3 separate regions of the Mus musculus genome follow, and regions 1 and 3 are each linked to region 2. Evidence: chromatin loops called from intact Hi-C (ENCODE). Cell type or tissue: left cerebral cortex. All regions are shown on one strand. Region 1 overlaps Xylt1 (xylosyltransferase 1). Region 2 has its middle 32 kb from the start of Gm34822. Region 3 has its middle 49 kb from the start of Gm34762.

Region 1 (8,000 bases), 310 kb after region 2:
CTCTCTGCCTTACTTTTAAACTCAAGGGCTCTCACTGAACATGGAGATCACAGATTCATTCAGCAAGGCTGGCCAATGAGCTTCAGGAATCCTCTTCTGTCCTCCTTCCTAGTGTTGCAGTGTGTGCTACTATGTCAGGCTTTTTGTTTGGATGCTGAGGAGCCAAACTCAGGTTCTCATACTTGAGTGGCAAGAGCTAAGCCATCTCCCCACACTCCTGGACATTTTTGATAACCTGTTGTTACATGTGTGTTATGGTCATACGAGTTGTCAACTGTGGTTTTGGTTAGCTGGTTAGCTGCATTCTCCTTTATTTAGTCCCAATTCAAACACAAGACACAGGTGCCATCACTATATCCAGGTTGCTTCTATGGCTATTCCATCTTATGCTCTTGGGTCTCTCTGATGGTGACAGAGGTGACAGAGGACATCAGATGACTTTGATGAACACAGATCCAGTCAACTGGCAGGATAAAAGGTAGTTATCATTTCTACACATGTTTGAGAGATTGAGTCACAGGACTGCATCCAGATGCTAGATTCCATAAGGAGAGAACAGAGTTTCTCGAAGCTACCATAGCGTGGATGCTCTAAACCAGCATGTCTTACATAGGGGCAGTTGAGTCCTTCCCATCCCACGGACATTTATGAAGTCTGGAGAAACTTGTAGGTATGAGAACTGAGGGAGTCAGACTTGCACACAGACCTAGAGGAACTGTCGGACTGTTGACTGCCGAGGCGTCATGGCTGCAACAGCAAGGGCTCAGCTGGTCAGCAAGTCAGGTGCTGAGGCTGAGATCCCATCGCAGAACCGTGCATCTCTTAATAAGTCATGGTGGGAAACGAGCAAAACTACAGGTTCCCGTGTTCCAGTCCTGACTGTTTTCAGAGCCCTCTCTAGTGACCAAGATGGCTGCTCTTCCTGTTGGTGAGTATCAGGAATACCAGGGGGTGGGCAGGAATGGCAGGCATTAGGAAAGCCAACAGCAAATGATGGTTAGGATGTGGATGAGAGAAGCTCTTCTACACTGTTGGTGGAAGTCAGAATAGAACCTCATCAAAACCCCTATGAATAGACCTACTAGATGATTCTGCTGTGCCTCTCCTGTGTGTTTATTGGCAGGACCTGCAACTCAACATATTGAAGAGATACTCATACATTAGTGTTTGTGACCACCCCATTTGCTATTGTAAAGTTCTAGAGCCAACCTGGAGCACCCAAAACAGAGTAGTGGATCAGGACACACAGTGAGGGTGGTGTCTGCAGAAAAGTGGATGCAACTGGAGAGAAGCCAGCCAAGCAAATTAAGTCATTCTTAGGATAGCAGGTACCTCATGTGTTCTGTCCAAATGTGTGTCTGTCTGTATAACACTATCCTAGTCCCGTACCTGCCTAGGTACAAAGGGGAATAGTGGGAGGGAAAGAGAGACAGAGAGGACTGGAGGAGGGCATTAGGGGGACTATGCTCAACATACAATATGTATTTGTATGAAAACTGAAAAAAAAAGAATACATTAAGGAAAAGAGAACACCAGTGCGAGTGGAATGAGGAGGTGATGGAAGTCTGCAGACAACTCTTCAACTGCTTCAGGGTCAGCATGAGGCAGCTGTGGCAGTTTACAAAAAAGGGCTGACATTTGTTAAGTGCCTCTCTCTGTCTCTCTCTAGCAAGCCTTGAATTGCAGGGAACATATTCTAAGACTAACCTGTCAGCCAGTGACAACTAAATTACTAACCTTGCCTCCCCCTCTGCCCCATATCCCTGTCAGGTACGCAGCCACGTTCTCAGAGAAAAGCTTCCTGGAGAAGTGTTCTCAGCCCCGGGAAGGTGACCTTTCTGCCAGAATAAACCACATGATCACACGTGCTTCGTGAAGACCCAAAACCTTGGGCTCAGTTGCAAATGTGCATGCTGGGAAGGAACACCATCTGACCAGAGCAGCCAAGCAGAGTTGTTGGGGTTCCTGCCGATTCTGCTCCTGCCTTTTCCTTGGCACATTTTATAACCTACTTCCCAGCATGCCTTGCAGTTGTGTCTGGCCAAGAGACTGTGCTTTTGCCAATAAAACAGAAGTGCCGGAGCTGGCATATCTTCTAGACTTGAATGCAGACACCTCCTGTGCACATGTCATGGTGTTTCCTCCCCGGCAGGATATAGAGAGAACACAGAAACAGGTGCCTCAAAAATGAGGGGTGCAGATGTGCTCTGCTTCATAGGACTTTCAGGACAGCTGGTGGGCTGGGTATGGCTCCCTTTCCTTAGGAACCCTTGGATTAAGAGAAGCTTAGTCTTACAAGTAGAGTGCCAAATTTCCAGAAGGAGCCCTGGATTAGACATACTGTCTGCCCTGCATGGTCTCATGTCATGGCCAGCGATTCTGATAAAACACACACACACACACACACACACACACACACACACACACACACACACATACAGAGAGAGAGAGAGAGAGAGAGAGAGAGAACAAATATGCATGTACAAACATATACATAGCACATACAACTAGCCCTCTCCATAGCCAACCAGCCAGCCATGGAAATACAGTGTCCACACTGAATATTAGGTTTTTCTTGTTATCCTTCCCTAAGCAATACAGCCTAATGATTACTTACATAGCATTAACATTATACTAGGTATCAAAAACAATCGAGAGATGTTTCTAAGTATACAGGAGGCTATGCATAGGTATAATGCAGATGTGACATCATTTTATATAAAGATCTTAAGCATCTTTGGTATCCACAGAGGCGTTGGCACAAATCCCTCGAGGATAACTGTGCATACAAATGTTCATGAACACACATACATATGTGCATATATGTCATATTAATATTAGCTTGAATGAGGACATATATACTTACATACATGTATACACACATGTCTATGTCTCTGAAATTCTCACTATCTTGTTAAGTGCCAATGACTTCTTGCCTTTTATCCATCATACGTCAGTAATTCCCGCCCCCCCCCCCCCCGCTTGTTCCTCTTTTGCAGGACCAGTTCCATCAATTGCAGGGTCCAACACATAAAAATGTGAGGGTCTTGCTAAAATTGTATTGGGAGTTGCAAGCATGCAGAAGTGGAGCCCTAGACTCGGCACAGGTCCCTCCTTGAGGGTGTCCTGTTGCTGCCTGGGGCACAAAGTATGCAAAGCTGGGCTGTTTGTCTGCAAGAACGAGTCAGCCAATCCAGAAAGTTTGCTGACAAACTTTGTGACAAGTCCAGAAACTTGCAACCTGTGTGCTGCCTGAAGGCTTCCAGGAATGGTTTTTTTTTTTTTACACATCACAAGAAGAGGCAGGAGAAAATAAGAAAGCCAATTTTCTTTTAGTATATTACTTGTCAGACAGCGAAATGGGATATAATTACGGTGTGACATTTCCAGCAGCAAATATGTTCCAGTGTAAGCAATTAACACCGGTTCTTTTGGCAGGCTTAAAAAGATTACTCAGAGACTGCGCTAAGTTACAGTGCCCTGTGAATAATGAACAATGTGATATCTTGGCTAAGTTGCTCACTATGACCAAAGTTCAAACTCTCCTGATGAAAATGGATTAGGCGCTCTTAACCCTCTGCTGACTTCACCTAGCTTAGGCTGATTTAGAGTATGAGTTCTTGGGGGGTTTATCTAAATTACTTATTTACTTTGCTCCTAGGAATAGCTGCAAAAGAAAACAAAGCTTTCTGCATGCATTCATTTCAGCTGTTGGAGATCTACATGAGGCCTTGGGTTCAGCGGCAAGCTCTTGGAGACAGGCAGATTGGGAACGCGGCTTGCACAGAGACCAATCTTAGGTTAGGATGGGATGTTTTAATGATGTGATCCAAGACTTAGAATCCTGTATGGTAAATTGAGTGCTGGTAGTGGCTTGCCTGGTCTTGCATAAACACAGGGATGCAAACTCCTGGTTGTATATGAGTAGTGTCTGATGCTTAGTAATTGGAACCAAAGAAAACCCCAGCAACAGGTCTGAGTGACTCACACCACAAGGGAAAGTTCTAGGTCATGGTTACTTGCAGAGGCTGGGGCCAAGTTTCCTTTCCTTGGTCCCATGGCACGAAAGGGTAGATGTTTCTCCACTGGTGATGAACTGGTCAGTGCCTGTGTGATGTCTGCCAGTACTTCTGGAATCTGCCCACTAGAAGCCGGCAGTACCCTCCCCTCAGTTGTGACAATCTGAAAAAGGCCTCCAGATGCAGGTCTCTTTTCAGGGACAACAGTTTAGATATGTCTGGTTCTATTTCCATATAGCCTGAAGCAGAAGACTTCCTTCTTAAAGCCTTAGTATTTTAGCCTTTAGAATGGAAAGAAGCCATGCCTACCATGTAGATCTCTGGGAAGAAGTTGAATGGTGCCTTTGGAGAGGTGAACTCTGACGTCTGGCAGAAGCCAAGCATTCTGCATGACTTCAGTGCCATTTATCCCTTACTGAATACAAGCAGTAGCTCAGAGTGGAGCTGTGACAGGCACCAGGCAGGCAAAGATAGATAATCCTGTCCCCGTTCCTGCAACGGTAGCTTGAAAAACTAATCAGGAGGCAGGTAACAGGACCAAAAGCCTCTGTACGTCATGACACTGCACCCTAGATGGGCCTAGATGAAGGAAAATAGGGGCTTAGAGGGAAAAGACTTTCTTATAACTGTACACAGTGATGACACTTAAATGAAGTAGGGGCTTACCAGGCATGACCATGTGAGAAGAAACAATCCAGGTAGAGAGAACCACATTCTAGAAGGGTTGTGGGTGTCAGTCAGGCCTATCCAGGGTTCAGGGATGTTTGGATAGAGTTCTCTGGCAGAGGTGGGGAGATGCAAGACAAAAGAGGTAGACAAAGGCAGGTGGCACAGGATGCTGAAATGCCGAATAGCTCTCATCTTTCCTGCCAACCCTACTAACTCAGAAAAGCTCTGTCCAGATCCTGCTCAGCTGGAAAGAGTGCAGGGATTGATTCGCAATGTCTTCCTGGGCCTGGGAAGGGCTATGAGGCCCACGTAACATTGTACTAGCTGGGTTTATAGCCGAAGAATTGTCAGCAGGGAAGTAACGTGAGCAGAAGCATTTAAAGAGCTCGCTCTGGATCCAGTGCTTTCATTCCGAAAAAATTGGAGATGGAGACAGGAGTAGTTTGAGAGTGACCACAGCATTGTGAACAAGAGACGGGAGCGTTCTACAGAACATATGGAGCAGAAGAGATGGGGAGAAAAGACATTTCCGAGCTGGGCTTGAGAGTGACCTTGTGGATCTGAGGCAGAAGGAATTAGACAAAAGCCGTTTATCGTCTGATTTGGGTAACTTGGAGGATGGGTATGCTATTCACCAAGGAGAAAAGTTCAAGATAATGTAAAAATAATGTTAATGTTTTATTTCTATTTTCTTGTGTGTGTGTGTGTGTGTGTGTGTGTGTACATGTGAAAACTAGTGCTCATGGAGGGCAAGGGCATTTATTTCCTGAAGTTACAGACTAGTGCTCATGGAGGGCAAGGGCATTTATTTCCTGAAGTTACAGTTGGGTGTGAGACATTCAGCGGGCTCTTAACCACTGAGCCATCTCTCCAGCCTACATGGTAGGTTTTTGTGGGACCTCAAGGGAGAAACATCTGTTAATTGTTTAACATTTGGATAAGGACCCTAGACTGTGAAGGGGACCAGAGATGGGGGTGTGAGTAGACATGGTTGTGGTGGCTGTCACCATAGTCTGACATGCTCTACCACATTTCTGCTCACCACAACCCTCCAAGAGCCTACCTGGAAACGAGAAAGGCAGCTCCTTGCAGAGGAGTCTCCCTTCATCTTGAGCTATTTCTGACTGACAGGATTAGTGAAGGACAGCAGAGGACTGTCATCACTCAATAATCCCCTGAACTTCTTTATAGTCAACACAGCATTCCTATGATCCCTGTAATCCAATTAGGCAATATGGGAAGCGGTATCTTAATTCTTGACTTCATTGTGACTTGCCTGGTTGCAGGCAGACCTTGTTTAATAAGATGTCACCTCCAACACTGGATGGTGCATACCAAATAAGCTCAGGAACTCCTGGAGGCTGTGGGTAAGGGAGGGGGAGGTGCTTGCTGTCACGAGAAAGACTTCCTATCTTTAATAGCCAATAGGTGACTTAGAACCCTAATGTCCTCATAACTGAGGCTTCTGATAGGAGGAAACTTCATCTCCCCCTTCTCCCCATCCAATCTCCTCGTAGCTTGTGAATGCTGTATGCCCTGTCTTCCTGCTGACTGAATGTATCTGTTCATAGAAAGGCCCATAGGTTTTAAATGGTGGCAAGTTATTGAGTGGCTGCCTCTCACCTGGCTCAGCTGCAAGGACTCCATATATGGCTACATTTCACTCCCACAAATCACTGGTATAAATATATTATATATTCAATGGAAGATTGAGGACACCATGACTTAGAGAAAGCCAGCTCATGTTGGCTGTTCCCTAAGCACCTTAGACTTGTTTGCTGCAGGGTCCTTGCAGGGGCCAAGAGTGTGGGCTATCGAGATTATGCTCACTATTGAGCGACAATGGTGAAATGCTGCTAATGATAGAGGTGGTGATGGGAGGTGGTTAAAGAAATGGCATAGTGCGGATATGGGGGGGGGGGATAGTGATGCCTATGGAGTTGTTAGCAGTGGAGGCGGTGGTGTAGGGTTAGCATGGAATTGGTGGTAGCAATGAAGGTAATGAATGTCTCATGGTGATGTGGGTGATGGTGTTTGTTAAGGTGGAAGTGGTCACACTGGTGTGAGAGTGATGTGGTAATTGTGAGAGGAACAGAAGTGGTGCTGGAGGTTGTCTGGTGATGGCTGTAGTGTTAATGATGGTATTGCTGGGAGTGGGGCTGTTGGGTGGTGATGGTCCTGGAGCTGGGAACAATGCACTAGCTGTGTTGAGTGGTAATGATGGTCGTTGTGCAATGATAACCATGGTAGTGATTGATGATGGTGTCGGTGACTGTCCCACGTCTTCTCTCTTGACTTGGTGAAATTAGAGCCACAGCTAGAGTTAAGCTCATGGACTTTCCCTGACTGCCTCCTTGGGATAGACTTCCTCTTTTCAACATTTGCAGCATACAGATTCAGGTAACGCCTCTCCCGTAACACCATCTGCCACATTACCTCTTCTGCTTTACAGGATCAATCCTCCCTCACCTGGCACATACAAAGAGTAGCAATTTAATAAAGGCACGTTGATACAGAATGGAAACGGGGACTTTCCAACTTGCTTCTCCCCAGCTGCAAGGGGAAATGAGAACAGAGACAACTCAGCTGGGCTCCTGCCTGGCTGCCCACGGCTGGCCCTCAAAGTAACACACGCCCAGATCCAAAGGCTCAGGAATGGGGTGGAAGGTTCCACTGGAAAACTAAAGCCAACTCCCCTACGGGGAGACGGTGAGGAATCTGTTAACTGAAGTTAGGAAACTGGCAGGGACACCCACTGTAGCAGAGAGAGTGAGCCGTCTCTGCAGATGATGAGGTAGGAAGAATGTGGGGCACCCAGCACAGACAGTGGCCTCTAGACACACCCTGATCTAAACCAGAGCTCTCAGCTGGCCGCTCAGGCAGCCTTGCTTACAGACAGGCGTTCAGACTTCATACTGCCTGCCTTACTTGTTTTCAATTAATATGGTTGTCAGGTCAATCAAGAAATTGCAGTTAAAAATTCAGATTTATTACTGGAAAAAACAAAAACAAACAAACAAACAAACAAACAAAACCCCAACAACCTTCCTGGAAACATGTGCAAACCTCCCCACTACGTTTACAGCAAGTCAGCTTGGCGGTTTTGAAGGGAGCCATTCAGCCAGACTGACTCTCATTTGCCTAACTCAGGCATGTGCCTTGCAACCTTGACCCCTAAGATTGTCTTGTGACCCTAGTTATGAACACCTCTAGCATATGAAACTGTCAGCTTCATGCAGGTGAAAGGCCTGCCCTCACGAGGTGTAATAACACGGGCTTCAGAGCCTGACTTTGCCTTTGGCTGGCTGGGAG
Region 2 (8,000 bases):
AGTACACGATCCATGCCTACTCTTCATCCCTTTCTTTTTTCTACCTAGCTGTCCAGAATGCTGATGCTGGCCATCTTGAACAAAGAGCATGATGGGCATATCTTGAAAGGTATCAAAAATGAGCTGAGTGGAGACAGAATTCTTAATCACAAGAAAGGACATTTTCGCCCATGTCACGGGGGGGGGGGGGGGTTGACCATGAAGGAAACAAGCTGAAGGTAAATGAAGGGAAAGATCCTGAATTCTTGATAACATCTTGCCTCAGAGTCTGCTACCTCACACCTCTTGAGACACAAGATGAGACATTCCTCCCCTGTATTAATCTGCCTTATTGGGCATTTTATTACATAAAAGCGGTCACGGGTGGGAGGTGAATGACCACAAGTCACACAGCATCCAGGCTGGGCTTCTTGTTTTTAAAACATGGAGTGGGAATCTCTCCTGATCTTTTCAGCCTCCTTGAACATCAAGAACAAGCATACAGCTATCTCTGTAAATTACCCCTCCATATGTAAAGAGCCCAGCATGGAATCTGACACATTTAAGCAGTCAGTAAAAGGTAGCTATTTTTCTTTTTCTTATTAGCATAATGCCTCAATAAATGTTAGTTTCCAATCCTATCTCCTGAGTATCTTCCCCTTTGCCGCTGAGTTCCTAAGGACCCTCACATTTATCTCCCTTCTCCCTATTAAACCTGGCTCTCGAAAAGGCTGTCAACTCGATTTCAATGAGGTGTCAGTGATAGATAAGGCTTAATGTATGACCTCATTCCCCAAACACTATCAGCTTGCCAGGGAGATTTACATTTAATAGGGGATTAAAGCCTTAAGCCAAAGGAATGAATCTTTAATGGTGAAATTTGAGGCACTGAAAAGCTTATGAAAAACTAGTATGGGAGGCAGTTGGGGTTCTAGGGGTTTCTCCATAGTGATCTTGGTTTTTTTCTGAGAGCTTTAAGACACCCAAAGGTTCTCTCAGGTTTAAAAATGTGTTGTGCAGTAATTCACGATTAGCAATTAACGAACAGCAGATTCTTGGTGGGGCTCTGAGGAGCTGAACAGGAACTACAGACAAAAGGGGGATGGCCTTAGCTTCATGTGGGGCTGCCTGCCCATTGAAGAACCAAGGCTAAGCAAATGGATGGAGCTCACAGGAGTCTGGTACCCGGTAGAGCAAAATTGTTTTGATTCAGCCATACTTGGCTAATTCTTTTATTGACAGTTTTGGTTTTGAGGTGGGAGAGAGCTGTATCAGCTTATTTACCCCCTTCCTTCCCAACATTCCTAACTCCAGCCCCATTTCTGCTCCTGAGTCTTTCACCTCACCTTCGTCCTCAACTCAATCCTTGTCTTCACCTTTCTAAATGCCTCTTTGGCCACGTTTCCCAAATTCTGGAAGATGGACATGGTGTGCATTTGTATCTTTGGGCATCCAAGTCTTGATGACTCCAGGGGGTTGTGGTCTGAGCTTCTGCTTTTTCCAGCTCATCACCTCCTCTTGGATGCCCACTGAGAGCATCAAACATCTGAGCCACCTCTCTGCCAATCAGTGGCTTAGATATGCTCCCATCTGCTGCTACCTTGCTCTTCCCCTGGAGACTGAGTCACAGGTGCTCTTTCAGAGTGTGGCCATGAAGAGAGAAGAGGTGGACCCAGGAAGCAGACAGCTTCACAAGGCCCAGTCCTGACCCCTTCACAGAAGTGACCTCAGTTTCACTGTGTTTACGCAGAACCTGCTACTGTCACTGCAGCTTCTGAGGAGCTGCCCAGTCCCTGGGAGAGCATGGGAGAGCATGGGAGAGCATGGGAGAGCGTGGGAGAGCATGGGAGAGCGTGGAAGAGCATGGGAGAGCATGGGAGAGCATGGGAGAGCATGGGAGAGCATGGGAGAGCATGGGAGAGCATGGGAGAGCGTGGAAGAGCATGGGAGAGCATGGGAGAGCATGGGAGAGCATGGGAGAGCATGGGAGAGCATGGGAGAGCATGGGAGAGGAAGCCCCCTCTGCCTTTCAAACTATTTTAACTTATCCTATGGTTCAGGGTGACTTTTGAAGTGTATTGTAGTAGTTTAAGGCTCACCACACTCTACCTTCCTGGTTTTGTGGTTAGTAAACTCTTTAAATTATGCCAAGCTGGGTGTCTTTCTTTATCTCCGAGATGGCTACTGACAGAAGAATAACATTGACAATTCAATTCGGATTTCCAGCACAACAGTGGCCCTGTGCAGTCTCTATCACAACCCACAGAGCACCCCGGGACTTGGTCTTATGCAATGATCTTCTTGTATCCAAGATGATAGACCTCAACACTTCCGGTGGTTGCCAGAAACCATATATAGAACCAGATGCTATCCATGCAATGCCTTTTTCCCCTGTGTGAACATACTTATAATAACCTCTGACTCGAGAACTGGATCCATCTAAGACCAACAGCAATCATGTACTACAGACCTTAGAGACATTGGCACGCAACCTATTTTCCCTTTGTTCTTATAAAATATATATTATTTTTTCACTTAAAAGAAATATTTTATGGCTTCTCCTTGGGACGCCTGAGAGGACAACACCTATACTTTGACACAATTAGAAGTAAATAAGGATGATTTGGGCAACTTGAGCAAAAGTGCTGTCATACCGTGACAGTTGGTTTCATAATTCAAATGGCCACTCTGTGAGTGGGCAGGTAGCATACAGCGTGGATATCCTGGACCGATGGGAGAGCCACAGCCAGGAGAGATGGAGCTTGGCAGTTTGAGATTTTACCATGAGAATGTTTTACAGCTTAAAACGTTGTTGTTTTAGAAATTTCCACTTAAAATGTTCAAAACAAAACTGACCACAGGGAAACTAAATCCCAGAAAGAAAAGTCACTAAGGAGCAGGGCAGGGTGGGAGGAAGGGGCAGGAAGAAGGGGCTGCAGAACAGATTTTTGCCCTCAGCATCCACCAGTCGCCACCTTTCTAAGATGCTCTAGCTGATGGACAAAAGTTCCTCTGCATGGGCCATGTTTTACTTCTATTGACTTTAGTGGTTTTGTGTGTGTCCTAACATGTCATCCACTTCTCTGTCCTCTTACTTACCCAGCCATTACCACATAAGTACTGTGGTGATACAAAGCCGAATACAATAGTGGATTTTTTTTTTTTGTCACAGTCTTATGAGAGAACAGGCATGGTGTCAGTTTAATTTGGATCATAGCAATGGATACCCCACGGGGTCATTGTGAAGATGAAATGGGTAACACACCCAGACTTCTTGGCACAGTACACCACACCATAACAATAGTCAATCAATTGTTATTTTAATTATATTGCAGTAGATAACTTATAACATATCTTGGACAGGGATCAAACAGGACAATAGCATAGCTTTGTGGCTTCATTTCATACCAGGGGAAGAACTCTCTCGAGTGAGTAGACATTACAGGGGTCTGTAAGTTGGAGCTGCATAAGCATGCAGTGTTTAATTCTTAATGGTCTGGCTGTTGCTCTTGCCCTCAGATAACACTTCTTCCTTCTTCCCCCACCCCCCTGCTGCTATGAAGTTCTATTTTGACCTGCTTCTACTCTCATTAAAAAGTTAACACAAAGGAGTAGCCTACTGATTTTTTTCTATGTTCTTTTTTTTTTTAAATCAAATGAGAAAAGTACAAAACTCAGAATGTCTGTCAGGTGAAGTAAACCACACGGAATACCACTTTCAGCGTTTTGGAGAGCATTTCTTAGGGTATTCCATCATGAATCTCCCTGAAGCTGTGTCTTGCATTTTAGCTTTAAGTAACCGGGTTTATACACCCAATCAGTCCCTCCACAGAAGCACGGAGAAAGCAGATGCGTGGATGCGCGCTGGTTCGGTTGTGTGACCACCAGGTGGTGCTGTTTCTGAATTTATCAACTTCCTGTTCTTGGTGCTTCCCTGAAGAAATAAAGGGGTCCGAACTGCAATCCCCGCCCTATCCCCAGTTCAGGACCTGGGCCTCTCCCGTTCCTCTTGTCTAGGGCTGAAGGTGGATTGGCTTTGTCTTTAATTATAACCTCGGAAGGCGACAGAATCATGCCTGTTTTCTATTGTGGAAGACTGCCTCTGCTCTTAGAGAGTCAGGAGGGGTCTGACTGGTTGCTCCCCATATCCCTACCCTAGAGCTAGATGTGGAGATCTTTGCAGAAGGGGAGAGAGTCCCCCAACCTAAAGTTGTGTGCATATAAGACACAGAATACCTGGTACATCTCAGTGAAGAATAATGTACTTTGAGAGAAAATTAGGAGGGGAAAAATGTATGTTTTAAGAGAGATAAGATGGAAGAAATGCAAAATTTAACTTTAGCTTCAGTAATTGCTGACCGACTTTGTCTTAGCTGGCTGACCCCTCTGGGATTCACTGACCTATGTATTGGGAGTCAGCTTCTGGCTAGTTGGCATGCAAGATTATTTCCTGTTTTCGTTTCCTTGGGTGTGTGGAGGGGACCAGCTGTATGGTCAAACCGTGCCTAGCAATGAGTTCTGATGCACACTGTAGAGGCCTTGGAGATCATGAGTCCAGCACGCTCTGAGCAGGATATAGTCTGGGCCTCTTACCGAGCCACCTGCTTGCCTGCCAGGGCTATTGCAGGCTGTACCCATCCAGCCCATGCATCATTATTAGAGTCCCTTCATTGTGCTAATTGACACAGGATGAAAAATATCCAGCGAAGGAAACATCCAATGTGATTGCATGCATCCAGAGCAGGCTGGCAAATGGGAGAAACCCCTGTAAGCGCCAAGCGAGATTGACAGTGGGCCCAGGGATGTCTTGTAGGGTGAATGTTTCCTGATCCCAAGAGCCTGTTCAGACTGGAGATTGAGCAGAGAGGACAGTGAGGGAGAGAGGCTTGGTGGGGTCCTGTCTGAAGGGGCGGATCCCTGAAGAAACAGGAGAGAGCAAGTGGAGATGGAGAGGAGAGAAAAGGGGACTGATTTGTCACCTCCAAGCAACAGTGAAGATTGTCCCAGCCCACACCTTGCAGTCAGCTGAGTATCTTCTCAATCTGGTGTGATGGTTAGAGGAGACCATGGAAACCTGGGTCCACAGCTGTTCTTGGCTACTGAGGAACAGATTGTTCCCCAGGGGGGCATGCGGCAATGTAGGAAGACGCTTTTGGTTGTCATGGACCGTTTACTGGTGATACTGGTGGCATTGTTCCTCGATGGGGCATCAGGCAGTGGGCACAATAACTGACACTCTGAGTTATTTAGTTAAACCATGTTATTAAGTTGAAGTAGTACATTGTTGGCAACATGGCTCTGATTTGTTTTTTTCCTTTCCCACTAACTTGGCTATTGCAATGTCACTTTGAAGAACCTGTTATCAAGGTGAGGGCTCGATTCTGCATTTGCTACTTTTGCTGTGCTGTTAGCAAAGTGCCTGGAAGAAGTAACTTCACGGAGGGAAGACGTGCTTTGGCTCCTTTTCTTTCTGCAGGCTCAGTCCACCATGGTGGGGAAAGGATGGAGAACTCTCAGGTCATGTGACAGCAGTGGGGGCATGTGGTGGAGACTATTCACATCATGGTGGGCCAGGAAGTGGAAAGCAAGACAGGAATCAGAAACCCTCCCTCAGTGACCTTCCACGAGCTAGGCCCATCTGCCTAAAAATTCCAAGCCTCTCCAAATAGTGCCACCTTTTGGCGGGGACAAGTGTCCAAAACACCATCTAGTGGGAGAACTTCCAGATTTAAACCGTAACAGCTTCCAACCACTTAGCAGAGAATTAGGACTAAGTTTTTGTTGTTGTTGTTGTTGTTTTGTTTTTTACTTGCTTTGTACAAGAGAATATTCTAGAAATGGAATTTCTGAGCCTAGACTTTAGGCATTTCTCACAGTTCTATTTCCTTTCGAGTCCCATTTTGTGGTATGGACAGGCTCTGGAACCATCTGCTGAAGAAGGAGATACTGTATGGACAGTGGCCAGAGGCTCTAACCCTATGGCTACTCCAATCCTTGGAAATACAAGTAAGAGCCCAGATCCACAGCCATAGACAGTGGACTCACCTTGAGATACAAAGCGCCCAGTTCACCCACAGACTGCTGGTCAACAGTTGGTTCTCAATATTTTAGTCTATTAAGTTTAAGAGCGTTTGTTATGATGCAATAGCTACTAGCTATGTCATACAGACTGGAAAAGAAGACCCAGTGATAACTTCTGCAGGGAGTGGGAATTTCTCAAAATTTACTTCTTCTTCTTCTTCTTTTTTTTTTTTAATAAGTGGCATTTTATTACATCAAAGAACTTCAAATAGCTCAAGATGTCACTGCATCCTTGGATGCCCAGGTAACCGAGCTGGGCAAGATTCATTTGGAGAGAAGTCTGCTTAAGGTCAATTTTATCCATTTGTATCATGACAAGCCACAGAAAGGAAATCCATCTTAAACAATAGCCATGGGTCATTTATCAGGAGGAGGCTGGGAGGCAGAGGAAAGAATTGATTCTCAGAGGTGTCCAGATTAGGGCCCTTCCAGGGACTTGCACAGCAAGGATTTGTGGTTCTCCTTCCAGAATGCTGCTCAAGGCAACGTTAATTCCTACCCACTTGGCTAGAGGTTCTAATACCAGGATGGGGAAATCTGATTGGCTTCCTTGTGCCATCTCTGGTGACAGAGGTATCATTTGATTGGCAGCCCCACTAACTCTACATGGAGTGAGAAATTGTAGGGAGAAGAAACAAAGAGCACCTCTGCTTTCCTGGAGACTGGAAGAAGGAAAGGATGCATCCTGGGGGTGGGGTGGGGGGTGGGGTTGATGCACCGTGTGGACATCATGTATCTTATTGTAGTTAGGTTGCAATATACAAAACCTTAGACAGGAATCAAAAGCCAAACAACAGATCTGTTGGCTGCTGTCTAATCTTCCATCCCCTCCCTCTCTTCTCCTCCCCCTCCTTGTCGGAATGGCATAGGCACAAACTGTTGCGGGAGGGAAGGTGAGATAAGATTTCACTCTTCAAGAACTCTGTAAGGATATTATTATAGCTTGGATCTCAGATGTTCTCCTAAGACCTCTGCATGAAAGACTTGAACCCTGGAGTGGTGCTGTAGGGTGGGAGCCAGAGAGAGCCCCCCAAAGCCTCCCAGTCTCAGTGATGAACAAATCATCTATTTTCCATCTGCAAATTAGGAAGGCTGAACAAAACCAGTGATTTCACTCTTCTCTCTTTTTGTCCCTCCTTAATCTTCTTGAATCCTTCAATTAAAATCTTAGACTGAGGCTCAGCATGCACAAGAGATAAATGCGGGGCCTTTTTTTGTAGAAGTGTTTGCATGTGTTCGAGGGGAAGGGGAGGGACAGAAGCCCAGAGCATATATTGATCCCCTTTGTCCACTTGGTGAAGACAGATCATTCTGGCTTCTCACTCTACACACAGACGTCGTTGTTATGAAGCTTCTTTCAGGAGTGAAGGCCACGACATAATTGAGGTGGCAATCGTATAGAGATGGCAGGTGCTGGATCAAGCTCTTGGGCTCATGCCTGGCAGACAACTTAGCATTTGTCCCAAAGATGAGAGCATTCCTTGGGGAGGAAACAGTGGAGAGGTTTAGAGCCTGATACACAGAGGAGCCACCTCAGGCTCGAGTCCCCTGAGTTTTGCCATGTGGCAGCTGGAGAATTTCTTTAAGTTTCTATGCCTTGACTTCTCTATCTGTAAAATGGATGAATAACAGCACCCACTTCTCAGAGGCACCAAGAGCATCCGCGTTTAATCACGAATCTGAGATGTTCGAGAATGTGAGCTGCCTGGCGGAGTGCCCAGGATGCTCAGAGTGTTAAAGAAGTGTTAACTTGAGTCTTATTAATATTCTCATTGTCACTAGGAAGCTGAGAGCTGGGATCAGAACTGTGAAGCCCTTGCTCTTTTCTCTCACCAGAGATGAATAAGAAGAAGGCACTTCCCCTACTCTGGTGTGTTGCCCCCTGCTTTCTCTTCTGAAAGGCTAGGGATGGCGGTTCCCTTTCTCTTCATCCTAGAGGG
Region 3 (8,000 bases), 170 kb after region 2:
CTTTGATTTGACATTGCATTATTCTCTGGCTTCCTGTGTGTGTTTTGTAAGGTGGGAATGGGAGGAAATTCTGATCTCCACAGTTGGTGCTTGGGAATTCCCAGTTGGAGCATGTCCTGGAAAGTGGTGATGCAGCTTATCCCCTGGGGATCCCAAGCAGCACAGCCCAGTGGGATTTTGGCTTCCTGATTGTGCATCATGGAGGTTTTAGGAGCCCAAGAACCTTCAGGCTTTTTGCCCTATAGTACAGAACCAGGCTGGCTATTCTTTTCCAAATTTTGACATGTATATAATCTGCTCAACAATCTGGTTAAACCACAGACTCTGATTCAGCATACCCAAGGTGTAACCTCGTACTCTGTATTTCTAGCATGTTCCCAGACACTGCTGATGATACAGACTTCTCAGGGCTAAGATGTAGTGTGAGACCCTCAAGGGTCAATGTGTTGAAAGCTCAGTCTCTAGAGTGGCAATATTGGGAAGTGATAGGCCTGACTGGAAGGGACTAGGATCATTCTCTTGTGAACTGGGCTGTGGAAGGTAAGTTGTTCCTGTCTCCTTTCATGGTTGGTCTCTCATGAGCTTCCATTCCCATCCTGCTGTCTTTCATTAGGTCCTTGCTAGAGCTGAGTGAATTCTGGTGTCATGCTCTGTGTTCCTGGAATTGTCAGCTTTCCTTGCAAGCAGATCCACATATTTTGTTATGGTAACAGGAACACATTAATTCAGGGTCCATGGACTACATGTTGGGTGCCAGGGATGCTGTACATGCTGTCCTTTAGAATCCTCTTCTGCCTTGATGTCTTCTCACTTGTCCCTAGCAAATGGAGTACAATTATGCTGTACGCCTAGAAAACCTGCAGAACCCTATAGTATTTTTCCTCACCTTAGATTCTTATAACCATAATACCTGTCCTTCTTGTCTGACTTTCTTCCATTAGACTAATGTCATTCTAAAGATTGCCATAGAATGAAAAAAGAAAGAAAGGAAGGAAGAAAGAAGGAAAGAGAGAAAGAAGGAAAGAAAGGAAGAAAACAAATTGTTCCAGGCTGGTTGACCATGTTAAGACCATAACGGTGCTCATCCTAAATGTAGCCATTGGAAAGGATTAATATAGTTCTTTTGGAACTGGGTTAGTTCCCAAGAGATCAGGTTACCATAAAGAATGTCACCCTGCCTCTGGTAGTTATTATGCTGCATATTAAAAATAGCTAAAACCTAGAAACGACCTGAATGTCCACTGGCAGACAAGAGGGTACCCACACTCTGGTATATCCATACAATGGAATACTTTGCCTTAAAGAGGAAGGAAAGTCTAACACCTGTAACAACATTAATGAACCTAGGGACATGTTATGTGGAATGATACAGGCAAATAGGAAATAGACGGTATTATTCTATTTACGTGATGGATAGAAGAGAGTCAGTTCATAGACACAGAAGGAAAAATAGTGGTTTTGGGGCCAAGGGCAAGGCAATACTGTATAGTTATGGCTAAAGAATTAAAAGCCTCAGGGTTTTTTTTTTTAAGATTTCATTTTATTTTTAACTGCACATATATGGGGGTAGTATGTGCATAGGTACTTGTGGAGTCTAGGAGAGTATCAAATTTCCCAGAGCTGGAGATGGAAGCAGTTGTGAGCTCCCAGGGTGGGTGCTGGGAACCAAATGCTGGTGCACTGTAAAAAAAATTCTGTAAAGAGCTTCTTCAGTTTTGTATGTAAACTGTTGTGGAGGTAGATAGCAGTTATAGTTACACATTGTAAATGTGTATAAAAGTATCACTGTAAATGTAGAGATGGTAAAAATTGTCAATTTCATTGAGTTTATTGTACCACAATAAGATTTGCAGAAAAACTAGCATTGTCCTTCTAGCCCTAGGTCAGCTCTTCGTAACCTTGTGTATCTAGCATGGATGCCCTGCAATAGAACGAACCGATACCTGGATGGATTCCCATATGTGGAAGACATAGAATTTTTATTAGATGTATTAGTTGCTGCTGTGACAAAATAACCTGAGGTGAGTCAGCTCTCTGGAGGAAATGCTCATGCTGGCTCACAGTAGCAGAGGCTTCATCCTATGGATGCCTTCACCCTATGGGCCCCAGCACTTTGGGACTAAACACTGTGAAAGAGAGAGCGTGATACAAAAGCTGCTCACCTTGTGATGGAAGAGATATGGCCAGTATCCCAACACACCATTGAGCTACCTCTCCCAGCCTGCCCCTACTGACTGACTAAGGTTTCCATCACCTCCAGGTAGTACCACTAGGCAGGGACCAAACCTTGCCTCTGTAAGCCATTGGGGGATGTTTCAGATCCAGAATATGGCCTTACCCCACAGACGAGCAAGGGTTGGGAGTCTCTTCTCTGTTTTCCGTAGTCTCATCTGTGGCCTCATTCCCATCTGTGCCCAGGACAGGTGTGCACAAGAAGTTGGTTCTTTCATATTAACTCAGTTTTGGCAAATGCTTATTCATATTCAAATGTCTCCGGGGTTGTTTGTCTCTTCTTTCTGGGACCCTTTCCCCTCCTCCTCCTGCCTTGATTTGGCTCAGAAATAAATTCAGGTGCTCCAAGGTGAAACATCACCTCTGTTTCCACGCCTACTCTTCTTCCAGTGCAGGGGTCTGGCAGCGAATGGCCGGAGACTCCCCTGATACTCTCTGGTCATTCTTCTGATGGCTGCCTCCAAATCATTCGTTATGGCCTTGAAAATCCCCTCACTCCACAATATTCTCATTGAAAGTCAGGTTTCTTCTGGCCTATCCAGTTTTTCAGGGATTGCAGGCATGGGAGGAAGGGCATCATGGGTATTTTCAACAGCACTGCTATGCCTGGGCTACACCAACCATCGTAATCTACATCAGGGCCAGTGAACTGCAACCCACACGCCAAGCCTTTTCTCCACTTAATTCTGCCGCTAAGGTGGAGTAGGAGCTGTGCCCATGGGCTTGCATATTCTTTGTACTAGAGCAGCAGAGTTACAGTTGTGCTTGAGACTACACAATTGTTAAGGCCCAAACGTTTGCAACCCTGCCCTTTTTGGTAGACTTTGCTGACCAGTGGCTTGGTGGTGGAGTGTAGGGCTGTGTGGGGCGTGGCCTGTGTGGCTATATGAGACATCTTGAGCTGCACTGGTCACCCTGCAGCCATGGCTACCTGAGCACTGCTATCCCACAGCCGCTTAAGGATACACTTTAAGGAAGCTGCCTCTTGGATTTTAGCTTTCTCTTGAACCATTTGGGTTCTTTCTTCAAAATTTCTCTCCTTTTTCCAGGTAGAAATTCTTGCTGTATCGTCTCTGTCTTATACTCTGTAGCATATTTGACGCTCAGACCCCCACTGCTTGCTTTAAGTTGTTTGCAGATTCCGAAGCATGCCCTTTTACTGTCAACAAAGTCTAAATTAGGACTCCTCCCACCCTCTAGTCTCCACCTCCTAATGGTTCAATAGCTTTCCAAAATAATGCCACCTGCTGGAGAGCAACGCTCAAAACATGAGCCTGTTGGTGATGACATTTTAAACTCAAACCATAGCAAGCTAAAAGGCACGGGTAGGTATGACATCATCCAGATGTGGCCAAGCTGCTATGAAATTCCAGGTGGCTCAGGTTACGCTAAAGGTCTCACCTTTCCTTCAGTTGACATTCCAATGCTCACTTGGTAATAGCCTCTTTTGCTCACCTCTACAGCAGCCGGTCCCACAACATATGTCTCTCTTTGAAATTCATCTCTCTTTAGACTCCTAATTTCCATTCTTGCTTCCCAGAGGCAGAGCCAGCAGGCGTCTCCACATGGTTTCTTGATTCTCCAGCTGGGATGTATAATGGATACTGGGAGGCCACTTCCATTCCGATTGCTTCTTTACCTTCTGTTGAGTTCCAGGCAGTCACCATGAGTGGACAAGCAGGACATTTCCCTGAGCACGTGGATACCAGCACCCCCTCACCCCCCCCCACACACACTGGAACCTGCTTGCCAGAGAGAGCAGGGTTTCTCTCTGTGGGTGGCACTGCCTATGCTGGGCTTGGCCCTAGAAGGCCAAACTTAAACATTGAACTGAACCATCTGAGTCTTCTCCAGGAAACAGGTTGAACAAATCTCTTTTCCATCTCTGGCCTCATGAATATTCATAAGTAAAACAACTCTAAGCTGGAGATAATGATTCATGCAGGAAGCACCATTTTGAACATTATTATCTGGGAGTGACAAATGAATTTCTAATTTAACATGTGTATTGCACAAATAGATCACAAGAAGTTGAAAGGCAGAAGCATCTTTGAGAGTCATGACACTGCTGTGTAACGTAGCATAAAGTGGCAGAGGATGGAGCACGCCTCCCACTGGTGGCTATGCACAGAAACTTCCTTCAAAGCAGAAGAGAAATGAAAGAGAATGACATTTCAAACAGTGCTTGAGTTCACAAAAGAAGCCAATTATAATGACCGGGATTAAAAGAACAATAGCAAAAACAAAGAGCCAGTCGGTAGCAAAAGCAACATCATTGGATTGAGTTATTACTGTAGGATGAACAGAATCCTCCTTTTCTGCCCCTCTGACAGCAGAAATGGAGTGGAGGCCAGTTGGGTTCACTGACTGTTCAATAAGAATCAGAGGGCAATCACTGCAAGGCAGGATTGAGGAGGGGGTGGTGGAATTGATTTGAGCTGCATTTCAAGTTCAGTTTCACGTGGAAATGTTAATTTATAGCGTAGTAATGTGATAGCTACACTGCTAGACTGTGAACCAGAATTGGCCACTTCCACCCATCCAATAAGACAGTCAGAGCGGCTACTCTCCAGGACCTGTAGCTTCTCGAAAACCAGGACTGACTGACTTCTCAAAGTTCTAGATACCTACCACCACTGTTCCCACCACAGCCCATTTTCCTTCCAAATGCTGGAGTAAAGTGACCTTTCATTTCCTCCGCATAACGAGCCTGTGTTGGCTTGCTTTATCTCAACTTGACACATTCTGGACTCATCTGAGAGGATGGAGAGAATTCCTCCATAAAACTGGACTGTAGGCAAGCCTGTAGAACATTTCCTTAATTAGTGATGGGTGTGGGAGAGCTCAGCTCATTGTAGGTGGTGCCAGCCCCAGCCTGGTGGTCTTATAAGAAAGCGGGCTAAACAAGCCAGTTAGCATCACCCCTCCATAGCCTCTGCACCTGTTCCTGGTACCAGGTTTCTGCCCAGTTTGAGTTACTGCCTTGGCGTCCCTAATGGACTGTGTGTGATTCAGGATATGTAAGCTAAATAAGCTCTTTCCTCTCCAAGTTGCTTTTGGTCATGGTGTTTCATCACAGCAATAGGAGCCCTAAGACAGAGCATTCGTCCAAAGCTCACAAAGCTCACACACTCTTACAGAACATGAACACCTATACCTTGATGCTCTATTCTCTCCTGCCACTTTCCCTCTTCCTCCCCTCCCTGTTGGGGGTAATATTTCTCTACATTGTATAAAGGTATATCTCTGGATTTTCAATTATTAATCTGGTACTTGCAGAGAGCTAAGTGCTGGCAGGATTTTGGTATTGTCATTATTATGGCCCACCTCGGGGTTTTGTATTTTGTGAATATTCATCCTTCCTCACATGCCTAAAGGCAGTATAGAGATGTATCAGAGGTTGTCTTACTACTGATTGCTTGTAATAAAGCTCTGATGGTTAATTGCTGGTGCAGGAAGTAAGAGCGTGGAACTTCCAGTAGAGGGAAGATAAAAACAGAAATGGGAGAATTGAGAGGGACATGGAAGGAACAGATGTGAATTACACCAGAGCAGAGAGGTATAGAGCTAGCCATGGGGTGGATCATAGGCCAGATAGTCAGGTTAAGTTAGATAAGCTAGATGAGAGACTGCAGAAGCAAAAGGCCTAAGCTTTAAACTATATTAGAAGCCTCTGTGTCTTAGTTATACTGCTGGTAGGTCTGAGAAAGTCCCACTATATCTACACTCTTCTTCCTGGTTCTTTCTCAACTCTACTTCAGCTAACGCAGATGTCCATTCATTCCTTATGATTGTTACTCTTCCTTGTCTACTTGATTGGATTTACAATCACTAAGGAGACTGGTGAAACATGCCTTTGGTCTCTCAGGTCATTTCAATGAATTCTCATTGAATGGAGAGGGTCCATACTTAATGTGGGCAGCACCATCCCATATGCTTGGAATGTAGGTGAATTAGAAGGGAGTAAAGGAGATTCTACCATCTCAGCACCCTTTTCTCTGATTCCTGGTACCCATGAAATAAGCAGCTTCCTTCTTCCACACATTGCCACTATTGTGATATTCTGACCAAGTGTATGGGACCAAGCAACTATGAACAGATTCATTAAACCACAATCAAAGATAAATTCTCCTCATTTAAGTTGTCTGTGCCAGGTACTTTGGTCACAGCAAGAAAAAGCAAACTAACACAGTTGTTATTTCCTCCAAGATAACCACCCCCCATCTTGAAGAAAAGCTCTTTAAGACACATGATGTTCCAAGGCCATGTAGGGAAACTAGATAAACTCAGGAAATAAACAACAGAAATGTTTCAGGAAATTCCTGAAACTGATCAGATACACTAGGTCTCTTTCTTCCTAAACTTACATAAGCTGAAAAGACTGCTCAGAGATACTCTTAGATAAGCTGAACTGCCTGGAAAGAAGCTCAGACCCAGAAGGAGGCACCCTGAAGAAACAGAGACCAACCTCCAACCTACCTGAAAAGGCGCTCTCTCTCTCTCTCTCTCTCTCTCTCTCTCTCTCTCTCTCTCTCTCTCTCACACACACACACACACACACACACACACACACACACACACACACTTTCTCTCCCTCTCTTGTTTTTAGAGATAGGGTTTCTCTGTATAGCCCTGGCTGTCCTGGAACTCATGCTGTAGACCAGGCTGGCCTCGAACTCAGAAATCTACCTGCCTCTGCCTCCCAAGTGCTGGGATTAAAGGCATGTAGCAGTACTGCCCAGCTGAAAGGCATTCTTTAACTTATTGATTTGCCTGCAGGTTGTGTAGTATGCTTCACAGTTTTCATGTTGGGGTAGGACTTGGTGATGCAGCTGCTTTTGAGTCATTTCTGCTCTTATAAGTTATCCTTCAACTATACTCCTGTAAGTAACTTCAATAAATCTCAGTGGTTCACCAAGCTGAACTTTAGTGATCTTCTTACTTCTGTTCTCAGTTTCCTACTTGGGGTGAGCAGGTGTTTGTTTATGTCTACAAATAGTCCTATAACAGACACCCTTTGACTTAGGCTGAGGGCTTGCCTTGCTAAGTCCCTATACACTAAAAAATATAAATTAAATAAAGCAACACACATAACTTTTCAAGTATTCTTGCTTAGCAATGCACTGCATGGTTAGAAGATAGTTGTTGACCTTATAATTGCTTGGCTGACAAGGAGCCAAGGCTGGATTTCAGTTCTAAAGGGTATTTCCACTGAATATGTATCATTTTATGTTATCAAAAGCTGGAAACTTATAAATAGAAGGAAGCACTGTAAGCTGAGGACCATCTGCAATGTGCCTGTGAATGTTTGCCTGGGAAAGTACAAGGTGTATGACAACACGTGTCCTTTATCTTATTAGAGTTTTACACCTGATGATATGTCAGTATACCTTCTTACCAGTGTGGTTAAATGGCTGCCAGAAGCAGCAATGGAGAGGAAGGAGTCGTTTTGGCTGTTGCTTGGCCTAAAGCCAACAATCATGGCAGGAATGTGTAGCAAAGAAGGTTTCCACCTCATGGGAAGACAAGAATCAGAAAAAAAAAGGGACCCAGGGGCCTTTCCATTCCCACTCTGTGTAGATGACTTGCCTACCTTTGTTAGGCTTCACCTTCCACAGTTTCTGCAAGTTAGCATCACGGTGAGGAACCAAGCCTTCAAGCCCATGGAAAAACATTGTATGTTCAAACCATAACAAACCACAGGCATGTGACTGTTTCTCTGAGGTTAATATATTATAGCCTAATGCAGGCAGAAGAAACGATGGGAA

What was found. Hi-C counts contacts between places; a loop is a spot of excess contacts. Peaks named below come from ENCODE experiments on the same cell type or tissue, not always from the same donor. Only the 100,000 strongest peaks of a DNase experiment are listed, where the experiment ranks them.
Region 1: a loop joins it to region 2, with 3 times the contacts of the local background. A loop is called at or near these places in 2 of 42 quality-filtered maps.
Region 3: a loop joins it to region 2, with 2.2 times the contacts of the local background. A loop is called at or near these places in 3 of 42 quality-filtered maps.

The regions. Positions count from the first base shown.
Region 1 is chr7:117,567,360-117,575,359 of GRCm38, reverse strand. All of the region lies in intron 3 of Xylt1 (xylosyltransferase 1), which reads right to left. Among named protein-coding and RNA genes, the nearest start is that of Gm34762, 190 kb to the left of the region's middle. In left cerebral cortex, no CTCF peak of the experiment used is centred here; DNase peaks (open chromatin) are centred at 2,032 and 3,373.
Region 2 is chr7:117,878,878-117,886,877 of GRCm38, reverse strand. No RefSeq gene overlaps it. Among named protein-coding and RNA genes, the nearest start is that of Gm34822, 32 kb to the right of the region's middle. In left cerebral cortex, a CTCF peak has its summit at 3,857 (motif pointing right); DNase peaks (open chromatin) are centred at 3,870 and 7,759.
Region 3 is chr7:117,705,882-117,713,881 of GRCm38, reverse strand. No RefSeq gene overlaps it. Among named protein-coding and RNA genes, the nearest start is that of Gm34762, 49 kb to the left of the region's middle. In left cerebral cortex, CTCF peaks have their summits at 3,478 (motif pointing left) and 4,327 (motif pointing left); DNase peaks (open chromatin) are centred at 3,768, 4,123 and 4,258; H3K27ac peaks cover 712 bases.